Linked DNA regions of Homo sapiens: region 1 is linked to region 2. A link is a loop called in an ENCODE intact Hi-C map of the cell type or tissue named here. Cell type or tissue: testis. All regions are shown on one strand. Links, peaks and the distances in the headings refer to the core of each region. The heading gives the core; the rest is flanking DNA. Region 1 overlaps MYT1L (myelin transcription factor 1 like). Region 2 overlaps EIPR1 (EARP complex and GARP complex interacting protein 1).

The links. Hi-C counts contacts between places; a loop is a spot of excess contacts. Peaks named below come from ENCODE experiments on the same cell type or tissue, not always from the same donor. Only the 100,000 strongest peaks of a DNase experiment are listed, where the experiment ranks them.
Region 1: it touches region 2 in a loop (9-fold over the local background); 6 of 110 quality-filtered maps call a loop at or near these places.

Annotation. Positions count from the first base shown.
Region 1 is chr2:2,114,230-2,125,838 of GRCh38, reverse strand. The region is part of intron 3 of MYT1L (myelin transcription factor 1 like); the gene reads left to right. Among named protein-coding and RNA genes, the nearest start is that of MYT1L-AS1, 200 kb to the left of the region's middle. RefSeq lists a silencer at 4,841-4,930. In testis, for the core only: a CTCF peak has its summit at 4,856 (motif pointing left); a DNase peak (open chromatin) is centred at 4,858; H3K4me3 peaks cover 1,022 bases.
Region 2 is chr2:3,304,644-3,316,252 of GRCh38, reverse strand. The region is part of intron 3 of EIPR1 (EARP complex and GARP complex interacting protein 1); the gene reads left to right. Among named protein-coding and RNA genes, the nearest start is that of EIPR1, 67 kb to the left of the region's middle. RefSeq lists a silencer at 9,423-9,593. In testis, for the core only: no CTCF peak of the experiment used is centred there; a DNase peak (open chromatin) is centred at 6,112; H3K27ac peaks cover 674 bases.

The DNA.
Region 1 (11,609 bases), core at 1,401-9,400, 1.2 Mb after region 2:
ACTTACTTTATACTATTTAAAGTTATTTAGGTTGATGATATTAATGGTTTTAAGCATTTTCATTCTCTACTCTTTCCTTTCATTTTTTTTCCTATGGTCTTCTGCAACACAAAAGGGTACCATAAAAGAATGCCATTGCACTATACTCATAATGATTCTTTTCCAAAATTACAATATTTTGTATTATTTCTAATTACTCCCTAATTTGCCTTTTTTATTGAGCTTGGGTATTCAAGGACCATGTCTTCATACACCTGAGTGTGTAGGTTTTCATGCCCCACTCACGCATTCAACAAATATTTATTAAGGTTGATGTGCCTAACACCTAACCACAGCAATACACAGGTGAGCAGAATGTACCTGTTTCCTGCTTTGTGGAGCTTACAGTTTAGTAAAGGATACATACGGGAGTCAAATCATCATATTGTACATTTTTTCTAGAAATAATCTCCAGAAATTATTCATTGATGTGTAGCATTGTTAAAGGTTTTAAGTAGAATCAGAAATAGATCTTCAATAGCTCATCTTTGTGGCATAATAAAACTTGGATCCAGATGTGGGAAGGCAAGACAGGAGGCTGTGGCAAGTAGACCCCCACTCACTAAGGCCTGGACCACCCCAGCAGTGAGGGAGACTGGCAGGTGTGTGTGAGACACCAAGGTGTCGAACTGCCCCTGGGTAGTTTAGTAAAAGGGCAGAAGAGACAGGAAGGTAAAGAGAAAAGCAGGATGAGAGGCCCTGAGATTTTTATGTGATATTTTAGACTTCCTTCTGTGTTTCTCTAATGGTTATACATTGCTTATTCAGTTAAGAAAACCTCAACTAACTATGGATAAAGGTTTGCCTTTAATGTTTAAGTTCTATGGAAAGTCACTCACAAGGTAAGTGGTAAATTGTATTTGTTGAAAAAAATACGGGATGATGTGATGTGAAACCGTGGCTGGGAGAGGCCAGCACCGACCTGAGTCGGGGAGGCTTCTAGGCAGCCCCACCTGTGCCACAGGTGGACATGTCTGTGCCTCAGCAAAGTGTCTGGCCATACTTCAAACAACTTCAGCCTTTGTGTCGGGACCACCCCTTGTTCTCCAGAAAAGTCAACCTCTTTACATCTGTCTCTGCATTTATAATGGAAATAGTATCCTGGTATTCTTACCTCACATGGTCTTAAGAAAGAATCAATGAGATATAGCAGATAATCAAAGCTACTAAAATTCTAAAAATATGCAAATATAAAGAATAACTGGGCCAGGCAGGGTGGCTCACACCTGTAATCCCAGCACTTTGGGAGGCCGAGGCAGGTGCATTACCTGAGGTCAGAAGTTCGAGACCAGCCTGGGCAACATGGTGAAACCCCATCTCTACTAAAAATACCAAAATCAGCCAGGTGTGGTGGCACGTGCCTGTAATCCCAGCTACTCAGGAGGCTGAGGAAGGAGAATCACTTTAGCCCAGGAGGCAGAGGTTGCAGTGAGCTGAGGTTGCACCATTGCACTCCAGCCTGGGCAACAGAGCGAGACTCCATCTAAAAAAAAAAGAAAAAGAATAGCTTGTTTTTATTGTAATATTCGCCTATCCCTAATTGGCTTATGTGGTTGTATTTTCAAATTGTGTGTAAGACACACATCATATCCACATGTGAATTCTTCAGGGCCCTCTTCAGGCCAAAGAAACTGAGGAAGAAAATGCAGAACCCAAAAGCGAGTGGGTGGCTGGGAGTCCTCCAAGGGCATTTTGCAGTCTTAGGAAAAGTCTCTGTATTGTTGCCTACATCTGCGGTAACATTGGCCATACACTCTGTGGTTTCAACATCACAGATGATTGGCTTACAGCTTTGGAGGTCAGTATCTGAAGTGGGTCTGCAGGGCTGTGTTCCTGGAGGCTCCAAGAGAGGCTGTTCCCTGTACTTCCCAGTGTCCAGCGGCAGCCGCTTTCCAGGGCTCAGGGCCCCGCCACATGCTAATGTCTGCTTTCACCATCACGTCTACTTCTCTGACCCTCTTGCCTTCCTCTTTCCCTTACAGAGACCCTTGTGAGGACTGACACTGGGCCCTCCACTATCCAAGATCATCTTCCTGTATTAGTCTGTTCTTGCACTGAGATAATGAAATACCCGAGACTAAGTAATTTATAAAGAAAAGAGGGTTAATTGGCTCACAGTTCCACAGGCTGTACAGGAAGCATGGCTGAAGAGGCCTCAGGAAACTTACAGTCATGGCGGGAGGCAAAGGGGAATTAGGCACATCTTGTAAGGCCAGAGCAGGAGGAAGAGAGAAAAGGGAGAGTTGCCACACACTTTTAAACAACCAGGTCTTGCGAGAACTCAGTGTCGTGAGAACAGCAAGGGGAAAATGGGCCCCATGATCCAATTGCCTCCCAGCAGGCCCCTCCTCCAACACTTGGCATGACAATTGAACATGAGATTTGGGCGGGACACAGATCCAAACCATAGCACTTCCCATCTGCGGACTTTAACTTAATGACACTTGCAGAGTCTCCTGTGTCATGTAAGATACTCACATACTTTATCCCCAGGTTCTAGGGATTCGCTTTAGGGATTTCTTTTCTGGAAAGAAGAGCATTATTCCGCCTCCCACAGGCTCTAAGATGCTGAAACAGCCCCAAACAAATCAAATTCTTTAAATCCTAGGATTACAGAAAAACAGGGTAACCCAACATAGCCTGAGCCTTCAGAGTTTCATCCGGCAGTGATGCTGTGCCCAAAGAAATGGGTCAGATGATCCCCCACTGTGCCAGAATGTTGGGGAGGAAACACAAGGTCAGGCGAGCCAGCGTGCCCTGAAAACCCCTCAATCTCCTGGCTTCTCTCAGTTTGCATTCATTCCCTCACCCTGTGTGACTGCCCCCAAGCTCTCTCTCCTACTGTCCCTGTCTGCGCCTCCCCATAGAAATCCCTGTGTGGATCCAGTTCTGTCTTCTACTCATTGGTCTCTCTCTCTCTCTCTCTCACACACACACACACACACACACACACACACACACATTCCTATCCTCCCTCCCAGTTCCACAATTCTGTACAAAACACCAGGAACCAGCCTGGCAGAGACAGAACCCTCCACTGATGCGGAAGGACAGTAAGTTGTATGGCCAACCCAGCGTTCTCTGTGACAGAGAAGCGAAGAGGAACAACTTTAAACTCTTACACATTGGTAAATTTTGCCCATGGCCCAAGACTATACAACAATGTCCAAGTAATGGCTGTTAGCTTTAAATCGTCTATTTTGTTTGGAGGACTTGAGTTCTTTAAGAACTTGGACCCTGTACATGAATTACTTTGTATATGATAGCGTGTTACACATGTGTTATGTGCCTACGCCGGCCATTACAGGGAGGAAGGTGGGCTTTTTCCTACCCCTTCGTGTAGTCTAATGCCAGACACAGGCAGACATTCTGTGATGATGGTGGCTCTGATGCCCTGGGTGCTTCCGTGTTCCAGCCACTGCTCTGAGCACCTCGTATCCATCAGTGCATTCCACCTGCAGAGTCCCCATGAGAGTCCCCAGGAGAGAGGGGCTGCAGTGTTCCCATGACAGATGAGTAAACCGAGGTACAGAAAGGTCAAATACATCGTCCAAGATGGCACATACAGGAAGAAGTAGCACTCAGACTCCAAGCCAGACAGTCTGGAGCCGGTGCCCACACTCTTAAAGTGAGTGGGAGATACAGGCAGTTGACTGCACGGCATTGCTAGTCACATTGGATAGTGTGGGATCTCACCAGTGCCATAATCAGGTCCACGTGCACATCATCGCCAGATGACGGTGCCGCCCTGCTGACAGACGCACAGTTTAACAAGAGCGTAGGAAGACCTCACCTTCCCTGGTCAGGGGTGCGGGGAGCAGCAGTGCTTCCCTGCCATCGGGGCCGGCATCAGCCAAGCAACCCTTTCCTTCCCGGGTGGTCTCATGTGGCAGAAACAATCATTGATAGAGCAAGAAGGGACTGAGATCACAGGCGACCGCAGCCCCCTCCTGGGCTCCAGTAGCAAAGTGGGAGGACGAAGACTGCATTCATAATAGAGAATTCCTGAAAGCTTGAAAAAACGCGGTGGCTCACACCTGTAATCCTAGCACTTTGGGAGGCCGAGGTGGGCGGATCACGAGGTCAGCAGTTCGAAACCAGCCTGACCAACAAGGTGAAACCCCGTCTCTACCAAAAATACAAAAATTAGCTGGGTATGGTGGTGCGCACCTGTAATCCCAGCTACTCAGGAGGCTGAGGCGGGAGAATTGCTTGAACCCGGAAGGCGGAGGTTGCAGTGAGCCAAGATCACGCCACTGCACTCCAGCCTGGGTGACAGAGCGAAACAAACTCCATCTCAAAAAACAAAAAGCAACAAAGAAAGAGGTTGAGGGCGGTGGCTCATGCCTGTAATCCCAGCACCTTGGGTGGCCTAGGCGGGCGGATCACGATGTCAGGAGTCCAAGACCAGCCTGGCCAACATAGTGAAACCCCGTCTCTACTAAAAATACAAAGTTAGCTGGGCATGATGGTGGACACCTGTAATCCCAGCTACTCGGGAGGCTGAGGCAGGAGAATTGCTTGAACCCGGACCCGGGAGGTGGAGTTTGCAGTGAGCCGAGACCGCGCCGTTGCACTCCAGCCTGGGCTGCAAATTAGAAAATGTTTTCCTCGCCAATATGATTGAAGGAGAGCGAGTTTAAAAGACTTACAAGCACAATTATTTTTAACATGGAATCATGTTTAAAAGAGTTGCACTATAAAATGAAAATCCGGCAGTTCGATCCACGGGCTGGGGGGCACCTCCTTGACTTCCGCCGAGCAAGGGTCTGTGGGCGCTGGTTCCTCCGCGCCGGCCTCCCGGTGACCGCCATCGCCACCTGGTGGCCGTGGGTCTAACACACAGGTTCACTGGAAATGGACTTCGGGGGAGTCTGCAGGATTCCTGAGATTAAAACACCCACCACACAGTGCGCACTCAATGGGGACAGCTGGTAGGAATCTTCGGTGGTCGCTATGAGCGAGGTATTGCACGGTTCAGAGATGAGGATAATACACACACACGTGTGTGCAATGCGCACATTCGTATCCACAGTGCGGAGTGGGGAGCATGGGATCATCTTTCGTAATTTACAAACTGCTTTATAGGAACAAGTAATACCTTAAGAGTTACCTTAATTATAAATTTTTAGCTTCTCTTGTTTGAGTTTCACCAACAGCTTGATTTTTGTAAGAGCATGACTCCCCTTAGCTTCACATCCATCCCTCACAGTGTACCAGCGTACAGAGCCGGCCTTCAGGGCACAATAATTTAGGTTTAAAAGAGTGAGATGGAGAACAAGCCCTGTACTGACTTTACAATGATTTTTAAAAATAAAAATAAATAAAAAAGGCCTTAATAGGAAGCTTAATGTAGTGGAAAGAAGAGACAAGCAGAGAGGTAAGTACTATTTTTGAAACAGGTTAAGTTATAGTCATCACATTATGCATTTTACAAGCAGCACGTGACTTATGAGAAAACAGAGGCCCAGGCAGATGACGTTCATCCCCAGCTTTAAGGTGTACATGGCTGGCTTGTGATTTACCCTAAGCTGAGCTTGCAAGGGCAGCGACCACTCCCTCCCAGGGCTGTGAATGTAGACGCAAAGGAACCAGTGTCCATTCCTCATAGAAAACTCAGCTGATTGAGCTAATTTGACGATTAACACTATCATATTGTAGTGAGGCATGCCGGCGATCTAGACTAAAACTCTGTTACCATGGGGGGCAAAGAACGGCATCCTAACCCAGATTTTGTAACGAGCTGGGCAAATCTCCTAAGGTTGATCTCCATTTCCCTCATTTGTGAATGTTAGGTGTTTTCAGTCATCTAAGTCTCCTTTATTCTCTTAAACAGGCACACACCCTCACTCGCACACATACATATTTCTTTTCTCTGTCATATTTCCGCAAACCAAATTTCCTTGTAAGTGACGTAAGATAGCTATGATTAAAAAAAAATACTTTCACTTTACAGTTAGTATGTTTAAAAGGTAATGTATGTTAGTTTGGACATTTGAAATAATTTATAATTAGAAAGAGAATGCATACATACAGTTTTGTATACTTGAGTATTTCTAACACTATGAAATTAATATTATTGTGTCTTGTATTAATGCGAATCATGATGTTAACTCTTGTCACTAGCAAGGGAAGAATAAGTAAGGAACTGAGGTTAAACCTGGGCTGAGCTGCACTCAGGGATGTACCCTGAAATGCACAGCATGCTTCTCCTACTCCAGGTTTTAAGATGAATTTTTTCTTACGGAAAATGGAAAATGGAAATATGATCATTTAATTCTGAAAACTTGTTTTAGAATTCAAATACTTAATTCAGTAGTCTGCATTGAGATAAATTTTTAATATATTCATTACACAAAAACTGAATTTTATTTTCCCTTAATTACTTTTGGGTAATGACTCCCAAATAAGATGAGATATTTATGAGTTTTTACCTTAGACTACATTTTTCATAGATTACTATTTATTTACTGTAAGCATGAATTCTTAAGTGCCTATTTATGTAGGTAAAAGCACTCTGTAATTTTTAAAGCAATATATTATTACAAGTGTTATTTATTCCTAGCAAATTGCCTAACAGGTTGTCCTCTCACCATTTTTCTAATTTTTTTTGGCCAGGTCAAACATGTTTTCACACCTTTGAAAAATGTACGTGAAAATGTCCTGTTAGCGTGAAGCTGTGATTCAGAGGTAGCGTAAGGTTTCAGTGTAAATGCAAACCCAACCAGTAGCTAGAGATATTCTGTATCTTCAAATGTTTGTCTTAACCACATGGTTGAATATTTAACCTAATGAATATGGTGGCAGGAAAACTGGAAGCAACCATGCGCCCTGGCGCACGCTGTCATTTATACAGAGAGCTCTTAATTCCGTCACTGTTCTCCTAGGAGATGGCGCCTTATTCTATTTACCTCTCATTATGAAAATGTCAGTGTTCCAACCTTGATAAAACTATTGTTGAGAAAGTAGAATGTACTTGATGTTTTCTTGTGGTAGTTTAGTCTGGGAGGGAGGAAGTGGTATTTGATGGATAATTGTTAAATTTAGATTTTTAAAATTCCTTTTGTCATAATAATTCAAGTTTCACTGAAAAAAAATCCAAGCAAAATGACTGGAATTATTTAATATTGATTGGTAGTATCCAAGGCACTATCCTTAACAGAATTTGTTTTGTTGTCGATTTTAAAATTTGAGGAATTTTCAAATATTTTGACAAGCACAAGGCATAACCACATTTATAACCCTTCTATGTTTGTAACAGGCATCCTTGTAATTGATTTTATGGCTATGGGATATCTGAGTAGAGTTTCTCTGGGAATTTCTGGAATCACTGATTTTGATATCTCAACCTTAGTTATAGCCACATAATATTATTGGAGAAATCATTAATATCAGTGTTTATGCACCAATTATTTTGCTTAAGTTATCTTCAATTAGGACTTCAAGTAGAATAGGATTATCTCAGTTGTTTTATTGATTAATATACTTCAACTTATGCTTGAAAAATTTTAAGCAATTCTTCATATTAAATATCTAAGATGGTTTGGAGCACACCGCCTGGAGGAGCCTGTCAGTTTCCCACCTTCATTTGATTCCATCCTATTGTCTTAACTCTCCACTTGGCCTTTGTTTGACATAGATGTTCAAAAATTATTATTGAATATTATTGAATATAAAATATTATATATAAAAATATAAATAATATTCAATAATATAAAAATGTTATTGAATATAAATATAGAATAAAACCCTGACAACTAGCAAATATATCCATTATATAGTGTGGGCATGTGAGTATATGTGTGTTTTTGTACATATATAATATAATATTTTGTCATTCTATCAACTTTACACCCCAAACATAAGCATAAGAATCATGACATGCATTAAAAAAATGAGAAGCATTTGAAGATTTTCACTTTCCATGTTCCGCCTATTACCGACTCTGGCTCTGTCTCATTATTTTGGGGGTTGTCTCCAGTTTCTTCCTCTCTCAGCAGCTTCCTCATTGCTATCTAGTGGAGACGCAGCTCTTATTTCTAGTATGTTTCCTAATTTTTGTTAGTTTTTATTGTGATGATCCTACCCCAGTCATGGTTTTCTTATTCCGTTAAGTTAATATAATTAATGAACGTATTATGCTGTTTAGAATATAAGGATTAGGGAAACATTTGCATTCTAAAGGGAGTCCCTGTCACGTGTTGTTCATGGGTCTCACAACATGGATTGTGTTCTGCCCAATACCAGAGTGAGGGCTGCGTCTTGGCACAGATGCTTTTTGTATCCAGGCTTCCTTGGGAGTGACACACGTCTTCCATCATAGACCCTACACGGCGGTCCGCCTGCTGATCCAACGATGCCCACTGAAGTCCCGGTGATTCTGCAGAGACCCTCAGGATCCCTGAGGGTGGAGACGTCCAGGACAACATGCAGACGGAGTCCACAGATTCCTTCCTTCTCTACTGCAACACATTTTCTCTGGTTTATTTTTCACAAATCCTTACTACTGCATTTTATTCAACAAAAATCTTATTTTGAAGTCATGAGAAGATCCCACCTGTATTTTTTAAGATAACTGCTGTATTTATCTTGGATTAGAAGTGAAAGACATCAATGACGGGAAAACAAAATTGTTTCCGTGGCTCTGGCAAGAGACCCTGAGGGCTTACTGAAGGCAGGGGCAGAGGGAACGCAAGGGTGGGCAGCTGTGGGTGCTCTGCAGGGGGAGAGGTCCAGGAGCTGCTGCCATGTGGAAACCCACCCAAAACCCAGTGGCCTCCAGAAACCACTTGAGCTTCTTTCTCATAGCTCTCCCACTGCCCTCACTGGGTAGGTCCACTCACAGTTTTCATGTGGTTGGTGACAAATGCCAGATGTGTCTGGAGTCTTCTGACAACTGCTGGGCTGATGCCCAGGATGGCTCCAGTGCTCAGGTCTGGCCCCCGGGCCTTGAAGTGGAGCCAGGTGAGGGTTGGCTGCACCTCCCTCACTCCCTGCACAGCCTCTCCACGTGGGTGTCTTGGCTTCCTCCAAGCCTGGTGGTCCTAAGGTGGTCAATGGTCTTACATGGCCTGGCTTTCCCGGGGGCGGATCTTCCAAGAGACCTATATGGAATCTGAGAGGCATCTTCTAACCCAGTCCTGCAAGTCAGATGGCATCAATTGCACTGCATTGCGTTGATCAAAAGAGAGTCATAGGACGGGCAGAGATTCTGGAGAAGGCATGGCAGAAGGCCGTGCATATCACAAGGCATGGCTCACTGGGGACCCACTCTGGAGACAAGTTCCATGATGTGTAGATAAGCTAAATGTGGAAGGTGGAAGGAGGTTTGTTTGCTCATGATTCCAAGGTTTGCTAGCCTGAGAATTCAAGTCATCACTGTGATTGAGATCTCCTGGGAGCAAGGGCAGAGAATGGAGAAGAGAGGCAAGAATGCAGGTTGGGAAGAACATCTGTATTTGACGACTCAGCATGGTGCTCAGTGAAGGGAGTGAAATACAGACATTTTCTTCAAGAACGTAACATGGAATCAGGAGGCTTCTTTGTCACAGGAGACCCGTGAGCTTCCAGAAGGCAAACAAGGACAAAGGCATCTCCTCCGCAGCATTCCAGTCCCTGGATGGCCTTTTCTTCCTCGTGGTTTTGTGCCTAGCCCTCAGCATGGGCCTCATGAGGACAGAACGTGTTCATTGAACATCGAGTGGAACCATGGTCATTCGGGAATCAGGAATGTTGAGGCTCGTCCTGTTTTCGTCGACTGGACGTGGTGCATCCTACTTCTCAGCCTCAGCTTCCTCAACTGCACAGCAGGCTCGTCCTGTTTTCGTCGACTGGACGTGGTGCATCCTACTTCTCAGCCTCAGCTTCCTCAACTGCACAGCAGGCTCGTCCTGTTTTCATCGACTGGACGTGGTGCATCCTACTTCTCAGCCTCAGCTTCCTCAACTGCACAGCAGGCTCGTCCTGTTTTCGTCGACTGGACGTGGTGCATCCTACTTCTCAGCCTCAGCTTCCTCAACTGCACAGCACAGCTCTCCCGCTGTCCCCACCCCGACACTCCCGCGGGGGCCTTGCCTTGGCAGCGCCCTCCTAGTCTAGATGCCGCACAAGACCGAGCCACAGAAAGGCAGGGGCATCTCACTCACCAGTTTATTCAGCATGTCACCCAGGCCCTGGCACGTGCTAGACACACCACAAACATTTGGCAAAGTAAATGCCTTTGACCTTTTTAGTTTAAGTTTACACATTTGGCAAAAGTTGCATTCTGTTCATTGTCACTTCGCTTTCTAATGTTTCTTTTTCTATAAATAGAGTCAATACGGAAGCACGAGAACCTTCCTATGCCTGTCACTGTCTCATGGATTTATAAAAACGTGAGAGAACCCTTAATCCCTGTTGAAATTTTTATTGTGGGGGTTCTATAAATTCATTTATTCAAAAGCGAATCTATTTAACACCTACTATGTGCTCTCTGTATTAGGTGCTGGAGATATAGCAGGGGACAAACTGGTAAAAACACTGGCCTTGTGGCACTTACATCTGGTAGAGGCACTCACATGATAGCATTCGAAATGAACACACTTTACTGTATTTTACAAAGATTTCAATGCAAGGGAGGAAACTAAAGCAGATGGAGAGTGATCAACAGATCACCTGTCAGGAGGAGCAGGGAAAAGTGTTAACAGCCGGGTGGTGAGGGACTCACTGTGGGGAAGAGGAAGCACCGTGGCTGCATGGGGATGTGCGTGCCAGGCAGAGGGGAGATCCAGGGTAAAGCCCTGAACGCTCTGCTGTGTATGACGAACAGAAAACAGTCTGTGAGATGCTACGGAGGTAGGACTTTTGGACCTGGAATAGTGGGTGGATCTTCTGATTGAACAACACACAGCAAGGGGCTGGGCTTCCAGGCAGGCAGGACACTGAGTGAAAATCACTGTGATTTATGCACGTGATGACGGAAACCTGAAAAGCCCAGACTGAAGCAGCAGTTGAGCTGCATTTCAAAGATCTCTTCGACTCCTTGCGTTGTTTATGAAGATCCTGGGTCTGGCCACCTGTAGCATTGACTCATTGGCCAACTCTTGATTCATTCATCCACTCATCCATTCATTTGTTTGACAATCATTATTGGGTACCTCTTATATTTCAGAATGGGTATATCACAGTAAACTAAAATCATGGCTCCTGCTTTTAAAAAAGTATTATCTCCTGAGAGAAGCAGATATTAAACACCTGAAAAGTCAATAACTATCTAATTACAAAGTGTGGCAAATATCATGAAGGAAAGGAAGGTGTTCATGACAGAGCTGCAGGAAGCCTATCTTAAACTGGGCGATTATAAGGGGACTCTCTGAGGAGGTTGCTTTTTATCTAAAGCCAGAAGGTAGGAAAGACAAAAATGTTCAAGGTCTTTCATTTGTCAACATAGGACGGACTCCCCAGAACAAACGAACAGAAAGACACAGACTTCATGGTAACCTTGGGACTTGTTTTTCCTACACGAGGGAGCTAAGAGGGTGCTATAAGTAAAATACTTGCACTGAAAATCAAAATGCTGGTTTTCTATTTCT
Region 2 (11,609 bases), core at 1,779-9,778:
ATGGTGGTGATGATGATAATGGTGGTGGCGATAACAGTGGTGGAATGGGGGTAGGGACTGGGATGGTGATGGTGGGAGTGGGTGTGGGGGTGGTGATGATGGTGGTGGTGATGGTGGTGGGGGTGTGTATGGGGATGGTGGTGAGGATGGTGGTGGGGGTGTGTATGGGGATGGTGGTGAGGATGGTGGTGGGGGTGTGTATGGGGATGGTGGTGATGGTGGTGGTAGGGGGTGTGGATGGGGATGGTGGTGATGGTGGTGGTAGGGGCTGTGGATGGGGATGGTGGTGATGGTGGTGGTAGGGGGTGTGGATGGGGATGGTGGTGATGGTGGTGGTAGGGGGTGTGGATGGGGATGGTGGTGATGGTGGTGGTAGGGGGTGTGGATGGGGATGGTGGTGATGGTGGTGGTAGGGGGTGTGTATGGGGATGGTGGTGAGGATGGTGGTAGGGGGTGTGTATGGGGATGGTGGTGATGGTGGTAGGGGGTGTGTATGGGGATGGTGGTGATGGTGGTGGTAGGGGGTGTGGATGGGGATGGTGGTGATGGTGGTGGTAGGGGGTGTGGATGGGGATGGTGGTGATGGTGGTGGTAGGGGGTGTGGATGGGGGATGGTGGTGATGGTGGTGGTAGGGGCTGTGGATGGGGATGGTGGTGATGGTGGTGGTAGGGGGTGTGGATGGGGATGGTGGTGATGGTGGTGGTAGGGGGTGTGGATGGGGATGGTGGTGATGGTGGTGGTAGGGGGTGTGGATGGGGATGGTGGTGATGGTGGTGGTAGGGGCTGTGGATGGGGATGGTGGTGATGGTGGTGGTAGGGGGTGTGGATGGGGATGGTGGTGATGGTGGTGGTAGGGGGTGTGGATGGGGATGGTGGTGATGGTGGTGGTAGGGGGTGTGGATGGGGATGGTGGTGATGGTGGTGGTAGGGGGTGTGTATGGGGATGGTGGTGAGGATGGTGGTAGGGGGTGTGTATGGGGATGGTGGTGATGGTGGTGGTAGGGGGTGTGTATGGGGATGGTGGTGATGGTGGTGGTAGGGGGTGTGGATGGGGATGGTGGTGATGGTGGTGGTAGGGGGTGGTGATGATGGTAGGCATGGGGGCGATGCTAGTGATGATGATGGTGGTGTGGACGGAGGTGGTGAAGACAGTGATATGGATGGCGGTGGTGATGACTGTGGTGGGGTACAGGTGTTGGGGGCGGGTGGCGGGTGATGGTGGGGACATGTGAGTAAGTGCAGCACGAGGGGATGCAGTTTGCCGGAGAGCAGCAGCAGAAGATGCTGTGTGGACACCGCCAGGGCAGGGCCTTGCCAGGGAGGCCTCAGGGTGACCAGCACTCTTGTTGCTGGTCCTGAGAGTGAGCGGCAGGTCACCAGGCAGAGCCCGTGGGGCACAACTCAGGCCTAGGTGAGAGCATCCGCAGGTGCATGCAGCTTGTTGGTCCAGTGCGGCTGAGGCAGGTCCTGGGGAGAGGCTAGCTGGAGGCTGGGGGAGAGAGCTTTCTGCAGGCAGTCAGAGGGGCATCGGAGCCTAGAACCAGAGGAGTCCCAGGATCAGGTGTGTCCTTCAGAAGGTCCCAGGGGGATTGGGAGGGGACACAAGAGAGGGACGGCAACAGGCTGGCCGGTGAGTGAGACCACCGAGGGCCCTGAGCCCAGCTCCTGCTCCTCTTCTGCCTGTCACAGAAATGCTTGTCACCCTGTGGTCTTGGAAAGATAGTCTTTACGAAGAAAAGCCAAGTACAGTGAAAATATGAAAATCCTCAACATACTGGTGAAATTTCAGGAAGACCAAAAAAGAGAGTATAGCCTTAAAAATAATAAATGTCCACCCATGATGGAGAATAAATGTAAAATGATGTGGCAAAGATTGATAAATTAGGACTGTGAAGCCTGCTGTATAATTGGGAACTGGCTTAGCTCGAGCAAGCCCTGGCCTCAGGAAAGGGGGCTGAGTGGCAGCTGGCATTAGCGGCAGCCGGAATCAATCTCCTGCCTCTGTACTTGGGAACGAGCGTCCCACGTTAGAACTGGGATGAATTTTTCAGCAGAGGAAGGTGAAATGTCAGGAAGACTGTAGATCACGCTGGCGCAGAGTCCTCGGGAAATTAGAGCCATGAAAAGCTGCCAGCGCGGCGCCCCAATGACATATGGCCAGCGTGTGTGCTCTGCATCCGCCGATGTTGCTCCCCGGGTGGTGCTCTCCGGGGAGCTAGCGTGAGAGGGGGGCTGGGTCAGCTAGTGCCACCCTCCCCGGGTCCCAGCGGCTCAGGGCCATTGACCCAGGCCCGCAGCTCGGGGACAGCCCCGGCTGCTGCTGTGACCCGCTGCTAATGAAGACCGGGGGGTGAGGGTCAGATGCACATAATGAGCCCTCTTGCCTCTGCCTTCCTCGCCCTCCCTGATCCGAATCCTGTTTTTTCCTTCATTTCTGCCCAGGCCCCAGCTTGGGCCTTGAGTTTCTCATGGGAACAAAGACAGTTTGACTCCTACAGTGACTTTTCTGAAACCCAGATCCAAACACTTACTGTGCATCTCAGAAGCTAGGGCGATAAAGCCCAGGCTCCTTACTATGCTCCTGACAGTGGGGAGAGCTGAAAATGGCTATAAATTTAGGCAGATGGGGATTTTCACCCTGGTCCCAGCATTTATTACCCCTGAGGCCTTCAGCAATTTGTGGACCTTCTCGAAGCCCGTTTATGTCCACATAAATGGGAATAATACTTGTGGGAGTCCAGCGAGTGTTCAGTGCCCATTCACCTGGAGGACTGGGCTCTGTGTCCTACTGTGAGCTGGCCCCAAGCCACCTTTTGACCTCGTCTCCTGCCATGCCTGTCCACAGTGCTCAGGTCTGTGCGCCTTGAACCCCCCCACCCACTTTTTTAACTCTCAGGCGGCATTTTGTGCTGCTCTCTCAGCCTTCGATCTTCTTCCTCCAGGTCTCTGCCTCTCAGAATCCATGTCCTCTCCCAGGGATCAGGTGATATCCAATTGGGTCCTCACTGCCTTTAACCCTCTCAGCACCCCTTTCACCTCACATGAGACTTTGTGTCTAAGGGGTGGGTGGCTGTCTGGCCCCCAGTGGGAAGAAGTGCAGCCCTCATCGCAGCTTTGGCACTGTGGACTCTGAGTTGGAGGCAGTCACCCAGCCTCATTGGGTCACTGGGTCTCCTTGAGGCTGATAGGTAATATACGTCCTGTACCTTTCTTGTAGATTTGTGTTGAAGCTGAGGTGCGAAGTGTGCATCGGAAGTAGGGTTGTCAGATAAAACACAGGATATCCTGTTAAACTTGAATTTCAGGTAAATAAGGAGTAGTTTTCAGTGTCAGTCAGTCCTGTGCCAAGTTTTTATTTCTCAATCTGGTGACCCTTATCAGTGGGTGTACCTCCATATGAGGCTTTGTTAGGTAGCATCCATTCCAGAATGAGGCCCACAGCGGTGGTCAGGCCATGACGTGCTCATGTCACAGACCAGCAGAGGCAGACAAAGCAACGTAACCATCAAGAACCTTCTCAAGCCTGGGGCACCAAAGATCTCGTTGAAGGGACCAGTGGAGGCTCTTCCCCACCCCGCCGTTATCCCCTGAGCACAGAGGCAGTGGCATCGTGGGTCCTTCTCCCTGCAAAGCTTTACCTGCAAAGCTAGGGATAAAACTTCAATTTTAAGAGACCAGAAACATGCTGACAATGATGAGCAGGTGCTGAGTGGTGGGAGGGAGCCTTGGGAGGACCATGGGAACCTGGAGATGGAATATTGGACAGGGTGTATTTTGGAGGCAGTGAGAGAAGTCCCATCATGGGGTCTGAAAAATGAACTTTGCCCCTCAGACGTGAGTCTCATCCCCACAGCAGGCACACAGAACCTTCCAGGGACTGTCTTTGCCAGGAAACTCAATTTTATGCCACAGCCGCCTAAAAAGCAGTGCAACCTTAGCCTCCGTTGACCAAGCTGTGGTCAGTGGGATGGCGGGTAAAACGTCAGAGCACACCCGGAATGCGGCCTCAGTGGCCATAGGCAGAGCAGACAGATGGGGACTGATGTGGCTGCAGGTCACTCCATGTGCAGAGTGATGGACAGATTCGGGGGGCAACTTGAGGAAATTTGGGAGCGTCCCGAGACTCATCTTCAGGCACTTCAGTTATCAGACAGAGGGGATAACTGTGTGTTGTGGCTCCAACACACAGTTATCTTGGGTCAATGAAAGCTATAGGGTGGAGGGTGTCATTTGTATGTCAGCACGAGAGTGACCGCCAGGTCCTTATGTGGTTCTGTGCGCTGTTCCAAAGAAGGCCAGGTCCAGGTTCCCGCAGGATTCAGCAGAGGCTGGGGACAACCCCGACACTGCACAGGGACCCCAGTGCCCCAAGACTGGAGCTTCATGCCCCAGGTGACTGGAGCTCCCCTCCCACCTCTGGTGCCCCAGAGTAGAGCCCCCCCGCCCAGCACCCCGCGAATGGAGCCCCCCACCACAGCATCCTGCGAGTGGAGCCCCCTGCACCCTGGGACTGGAGCTGCCGCCCACACCTCGTGACTGGAGGCCCCTGGCGCCCTGTGACTGGACCCCTAGCCCTGTACTCTGCAGACACCACCTCATGCCCTCCTGATTCTGAACGAGGGATGGTGGGTGAGACAGGAGTTAGTAGGGAGAATGTCTGGCCTGTCTTAAGCCTCAACATTTTTTGAACTAAATGAATAGAAGAAAAAGAAACTGTTGTAAGAGAATGCCACATGTTCTCAGATTTAAAATATGCCACTGCCTTCTATATGTTCTAAGTGTGAAAAAAGCAAGTCCTTGACCTTATGGGACTTGCTTGTAGCTGCCCCCTCACCCCCATAAAAATCATGCAGAATTACTTTCTAAAAATATTTTTTTTTAATGTGAAAAGAAATCATTTCTGGAATCTCAAAAGATACAAAACTACTAATTATTGTATATTTGAAAATCACATATTTCTAGGAAGAGATCATCTTGAGAGTGTGTAACAGGACCAAGGAGAAGAAAATTCTGTGGGCTTTTTCTGGTCTATCAAATAGTAAAGCTTAGAAGGTGGAGGCACTTGTGTTGATAGAGACCGTTCTACCTGTGCACATACTAGGCCTAAGTAAGTAGTAACCTTGTCTTTGCTTGCCAGTTTTCAAAGCACTCTTCAAGCTATTGCAATGTGATATTTCTGGTAATCGTCTGAGAGTGGGCATCTTCATATGCTCCATTTTTGTAAACAAGAAAATAGGAAGTTCAGAGACATTGGTTTGCTCGGGGTCTTGTACGTAAAATTTCAGAATCAAGTTTCAAGAAAAATTTATTTTTTACCCAGCAATTATTTCCCCTAACATATGGGAAACTGGGCTAATTTGTTTATTTGAAAAAAAAATTGATTGATTTGGGGGAATCATAAAATATTTATCAGTGTAACAAAGTTTAGTATATAAAATAATTTTAAATATTTGTATACCATTGAGACATAGCATACACAAGTACAACTGTACCCTGAAGATTCTTGCGTTAAATATAAATATAAGGCAGTCTTACTACAAAGTTTAGATAAGTTTTTAGTTTTAAATTATCAAGACTTTTTTTTTTTTTTTTTTTTTTTGAGACGGAGTCTGGCTCTGTCGCCCAGGCTGGAGTGCAGTGGCGGGATCTCGGCTCACTGCAAGCTCCGCCTCCCGGGTTCACGCCATTCTCCTGCCTCAGCCTCCCAAGTAGCTGGGACTACAGGCGCCCGCCACTACGCCCGGCTAATTTTTTGTATTTTTAGTAGAGACGGGGTTTCACCGTTTTAGCCAGGATGGTCTCAGTCTCCTGACCTTGTGATCCGCCCACCTCGGCCTCCCAAAGTGCTGGGATTACAGGCGTGAGCCACCGCGCCCGGCCAATTATCAAGACTTTTAAAAGCCTTTGAGAACTTACTGGTATTTCTTCTCTCCCTAAGAAAAATATTAAAAAGGAAGATTTTTATAATACCCTTAGTATCTATTTCCTGTTGTTTGGAAACCATTTGTCGTCTTCAGAACGGATAGCTATTTGCTGTAGTCAATCTTGGGTGACTGTGGAAACATTGTTTTCTGACCTTGGCGCTGAACCAAGCATGCACTCCTAATATATAAACAACTTTCCAGCTCCTTTTTCTCTAACAGAGTGTGGTGACCTTGCCGTGGGCACATAACCTCAGGGGCTGTTCTTGCTTGTGTGGGGTAGTGGCTGTGTTCTGGTGTCTGCAGTGGGGAGACGCGAATATTCCAGTTTGGAGCAGCGCAGGGAGCGTCCCTGCCCTGTGCGTACACGGGCACTGCCAGAGCCTGCACACCTGTGCGTACACAGGGGCGCTGCCAGAGCCTGCAGGGAGAATCCTACCCACACCACCGTCTCTTTCCTAACCCCCAGCTCTGCTGCCTCTCTCCCACATGATTACCTCCTTTGAACAGGTAGTAAGGGGGGTGTTAGAACAGAAGGAGGTGTGGACCGGTCTCTTCAACCTTCACTCCCATCGGGAAGCATCTGTCGTTTTGGGGTCTCAAGTCAGTGACCCTGGTCCTGGTCGAGCGCCGGCCATTTTCATGCCCTCCACTCCCACCTCCCTCGCCCACTGTTTTTCCTTTCCCGGGATGCTCTGGGTTTTGGGAGGTGGGATTTTTTGTAGACTGCATAGGCCGTATGGAGCTGGGTTGTGTGTTTATGTGCGTGTGTTTATTCCCTCTGCCAATCTCTGTCTTGTCATTGGTATACTGAGACTACTGACCTCTAAATTATTGATCTCTTAGGGCTTAACTCCGCCATGTTGTTATTTGTTTTCTGTTCTCTTTGTTTCTCATCGTTCTGTTTCTCTTTCACCTTCCTGAGTTATGTGAACGTTTTTTAATACTCCATTTTGATTTAGTTACAGTGTTTTTGAATATACAACTCTGTAGAGGTGCTTTGATGCTTGCTCTAGATATTACAATATACGTATGTCACTTACCAAACCCACAGTTATTGGCATTTTCCTACCTCGAGAGGAATAGAGGAGCCCCACTTCCATCGAGGCCATCTCTGCCCTCCCACTTTAAGAATATAATTGTCTTAAGTGTTTTCTCTCTGTACATTGACCATCAGATGTGGTGGTGTAATTTTTTCGCCAACCATCAAATATGGTTTAAGAAGCTCACGAGGAGAAAGATGTCTACTGTATTTACTGGTTTTTGCCCATTCGTTGTTCTTTTCTTTCAGAAGTTCTAAGCCTTTTTTCATTATAATTTCTTTCCGTTTGAAAAATTTTCTTTATCCATCCTTTGAGGGTAGGTCTGCTTGTGGCAAACTTCCTTAGTTTTCCTCCTTTTGAAAATATCTTTATTTCCCTTTCATTCCTAAGGATACTTGCAGTGAATATAAACTTCAAGGTTGACAATTCTTTGAAAAATGGAAATATTTGAAAAATATTGTTCTGCTTTGTTCTGGTCTCTGGTTTCGGGTGAGAACTTGGTGATCCAGTTTGAATGAAGAGCAGAGGCTGCTTTCAATTTTCGTTCTTGTCTTTAGTTTTCAGAAGTCTAATCGTGCCATGTCTTGGAATAGCTTTCTTGGGGTGTATGCTACTTGAGATTTTCTCAGGCTCTTGAATCTGTAGGCAACGTCCTTCACCAAATTCGAGGACTCTCTGTCCATTATTCCCACAAATGCTTTTCAACCTCACTTTCTCCTCTCTGGAGACTGAGGCCATCTGCTATTGTCCCGCATTCCTGAGGCTGTTCATTTTTTTTTCCGTCTATTTTCTCTCTGGTCTGGTGTTCAAATTGGACATTTCCTGTTGTTCTGTCTTTAAATGTTTTCTCTGCCATATTTATTGTGCTGCTATTGAACTCATCCATTTGGTTCTTTTTTATATCTTTCATCTCTTTGTTGAAATTTTCTGAGTTTTTCCCTTTATTTGTTTCAAGAGAAGAGTCCCTCATGGAAGCATCTTTATGGCGGCTGCTTTAAGATCATCCTGTCCATTGACTGTCTTTTCTCATTCAAATTTTGATTTCCTGGTTCATGGGAAACTCTGGGTCATATTTCAGTCACCCTGTTTAGGTTTGGGGACTGGGTCCTGGCCTTCTTCCACGGGCTGTGTTTCCAGTGGCAGCTGTCAGAGCCCCACAGTCTGTGCAAGTGGGCCTCATTCTCTGAGGCCTCCGTGGCCACACACGGCCGACAGCGTCGGCCAGCGCTGGAATGTTCTTCCTGGGGCTGGTGTGGCTCTGTTGTGTGTGGGAGACGCCGAGAGCATTCCCAGGCCTGTTCTTTTTTTAATTGATATAGCATAGAGGTACATATTTTGGAGGTACATGTGATATTTTGATACATGTATACAATGGGTCATGATCAAATAGGATCATTTGGGATAACCAAATGGCTAACATATCTTTCCTTTGTGTTGGGAACATTACAATTCTCTTCTGCTATTCTGAAATATACAGTAAAGTTTTGTTAACTCTAATTTTCCTACTATACTATCAAATACTAGAACTTATTCCTTCCATATAACTATGTTTATACCATTCACCAGCTTCTCTTCATCCCTGCCTCACTTCTTTTCCCAGCCTCTGGTAACGGGCAGTCTACTCTCTCCCTCCAGGAGAAGTGCGTTTTAGCTGGCACATGAGCGAGAGTGGGGATGCCGTCTTTCCGTGCCCGGGCTGCTCCTGAGGCTGTGCGCAGGTAGTGGGCAGGGCGGGGCTCTTGTTTCCTGGCTGCCTGGTGCTGCTCCTGCAGAAGTGGGGCTGCTGGTTCTATTGCACAGAGACAGTCTCCATAGGCCTGCTTTCTGGGGCCCCAGCATGGTAGGGCTCCTGCATGAACACTGTGCCACTGAGGAAGGGAGGCACCCACCCCAATGCCCTCTACCTCTGGCTTGGGGCCGGGAGACATTAGGGCAGGAGCCGCTGGGTCCGGGGAGACACTGGCAGGAGCTGCTGGGTGAGGGCTGGGAGGGGCTGTCTGGAGTTTTTGACACATATTGGAATTTGGGCTGGGCACAGTGGCTCACACCTGTAATCCCAGCACTTTGGGAGGCTGAGGTAGGCGGATCATTTGAGGTCAGGAGTTTGAGACCAGCCTGTCCAACATGGTAGAACCCCATCTCTACTAAAATACAAAAATTAGCAGGGTGTGGTGGCAGGCGCCTGTAATCCCATCTACTCAGGAGGCTGAGACAGGAGAATCACTTGAACCCAGGAGGGGGAGGTTGCAGTGAGCCCGGATCACGCCACTCCAGCCTGGGCAATAGAGCAAGACTCCCTCCAAAAAAATAAATAAATTAAAAAAAAAATAAAAAGATTGGAGTTTGAAACCGTATATTTATGTACATCCTAAATAGCAAATATAGGAAAAGGAGTTCTCTTTTTTGACTCTATAACTATACAGTACAGTTGACTTTGAACAACATGGGTTTGGACTGGGGGGGTCCACTTACGCATGGATTTTCTTCTGCCTCTGCTGCCCCTGAGGCAGCAAGACCAACACCTCCTCTTCCTCCTCCTCAGTCTGCTCAGTGTGAAGACGACAGGATGAAGAGCTTTATGATGATCCCACTTCCACTTAATGAATAGTCAATATATTTTCTCTTCCTTATGATCTTCCTAAAAATGTTTTCTTTTCTCTAGCTACTTAATTATAACAATATAGTCTGTAATACATTTGTCATACAAAATATGTTAATCTACTATTTATGTTAGTACAGCTTCTGGGCAACAGTGGGCTATTAGTAGTTAAGTTTTTGGGGAGCCAAAAGTTACACACAGATTTTTCAGTTGTGTTGGGGTTTGGTGCCCCTAAACTGTGTGTTGTTTATGGCCCAACCGTAATTTCATAAAGAAAACCAAACTTCTTATGACAAAAAGTAATATATGATATCACCAAAAACGAGTGACCAGGGAATAAGTTAAAGAATCTTAGATAATGAATTCTGCATAAAACACTAACCTGGGAAACAGAAGGGGGGAAAAGAGAACAAATCCAACCAAATATCCATAGAAACCCAGAATGTGGGAAAGGTGTGTACAGCGCTGTTCAGAGGAGCCAAGGGAAGGGGCGGGGCGGGACCCAGGCCACCGCTAGCATGACGAAATGATGACTTCGGGCCTCTGTCCCTCAGGCTGAATGCGTCTGCGCTGGGTGCCCATGCAGCTCACCCCAGTTTCGTTTTTGTGTCTGTCAATAAGTTCAGCACAGTATTGTTTGTAAAAGGCGTGGCTTTACATTGTAGTGGGCTCAGACCCAAGTGACTGCCTCGGAACTCAGTAGAAAGGGGGGAAGCAGCGATTTGAAATTTTCAGGTCATAGAATTGGCGTGATGATGGTAATATGTAACAAGGAGTCATCTTGTAGGAAAATACAGAATAAATAGGAAAGAAAGGAGAACAGAGCCTATGAACCGCCTGGGAGGAGGTGAGAATTTATCAGAAATGGATATGACAGACACTTAGAAGACTGTCTGGATATAGACATAAATGAAAGGGGTGAGTTGAAACTGTCAGATCACTTTCAGCCTGGCTGTGGGAGAGATTGTGGCGGTGTCGTCAATGGTGAGGGCCTTTCTGGAGGGCGGGCAGGTCCCCCTTTGTCTGTCTTTCCCCGTCTCCTGCACCTGCTCCTCCCCAGGGTTGTCAGGTCTGTGAAGGTGGCCCCAGTCCGTTACTCAATGGGGGCACAGGACAGGAGTGGAGGGCTGAACTGGACGGCAGTGGAGGGTTGAACTGGATGGGAGTGGAGGGTTGAACTGGACAGGAGTGGAGGGCTGAACTGACGGGAGTGGAGGGTTGAACTGGACGGGATTGGAGGGCTGAACAGGACGGGAGTGGAAGGTTGAACTAGATGGGATTGGAGGGTTGAACTGGACGGGAGTGGAGGGCTGAACTGATGGGACTGGAGGGCTGAACGGGATGGAAGTGGAGGGCTGAACTGGACGGGAGTGGAGGGTTGAACTGGACGGGACTGGAGGGCTGAACTGGACGGGAGTGGAGGGCTGAACTGTACGGGAGTGGAAGGTTGAACTGGACGGGATTGGAGGGCTGAACAGGACGGGAGTGGAAGGTTGAACTGGATGGGATTGGAGGGTTGAACTGGACGGGAGTGGAGGGCTGAACTGATGGGACTGGAGGGCTGAACTGGACGGGAGTGGAGGGCTGAACTGGTTGGGAGTGGAGGGTTGAACTGGACGGGAGTGGAGGGTTGAACTGGACGGGAGTGGAGGGTTGAACTGGACAGGAGTGGAGGGTTGAACTGGACGGGAGTGGAGGGTTGAACTGGACGGGAGTGGAGAGTTGAACTGGACGGGATTGGAGGGCTGAACTGGACGGGACTGGAGGGTTGAACTGGACGGGATTGGAGGGTTGAACTGGACGGGAATGGAGGGCTGAACTGGATGGCAGTGGAGGGCTGAACTGGACGGGACTGGAGGGCTGAACTGGACGGGAGTGGAGGGCTGAATTGGACGGGACTGGATGGCTGAACTGGACGGGACTGGAGGGCTGAACTGGACAGGAGTGGAGGGCTGAATTGGACGGGACTGAAGGGCTGAATTGGACGGGAGTGGAGGGTTGAACAGGACGGGAGTGGAGGGCTGAACTGGACGGGACTGGAGGGC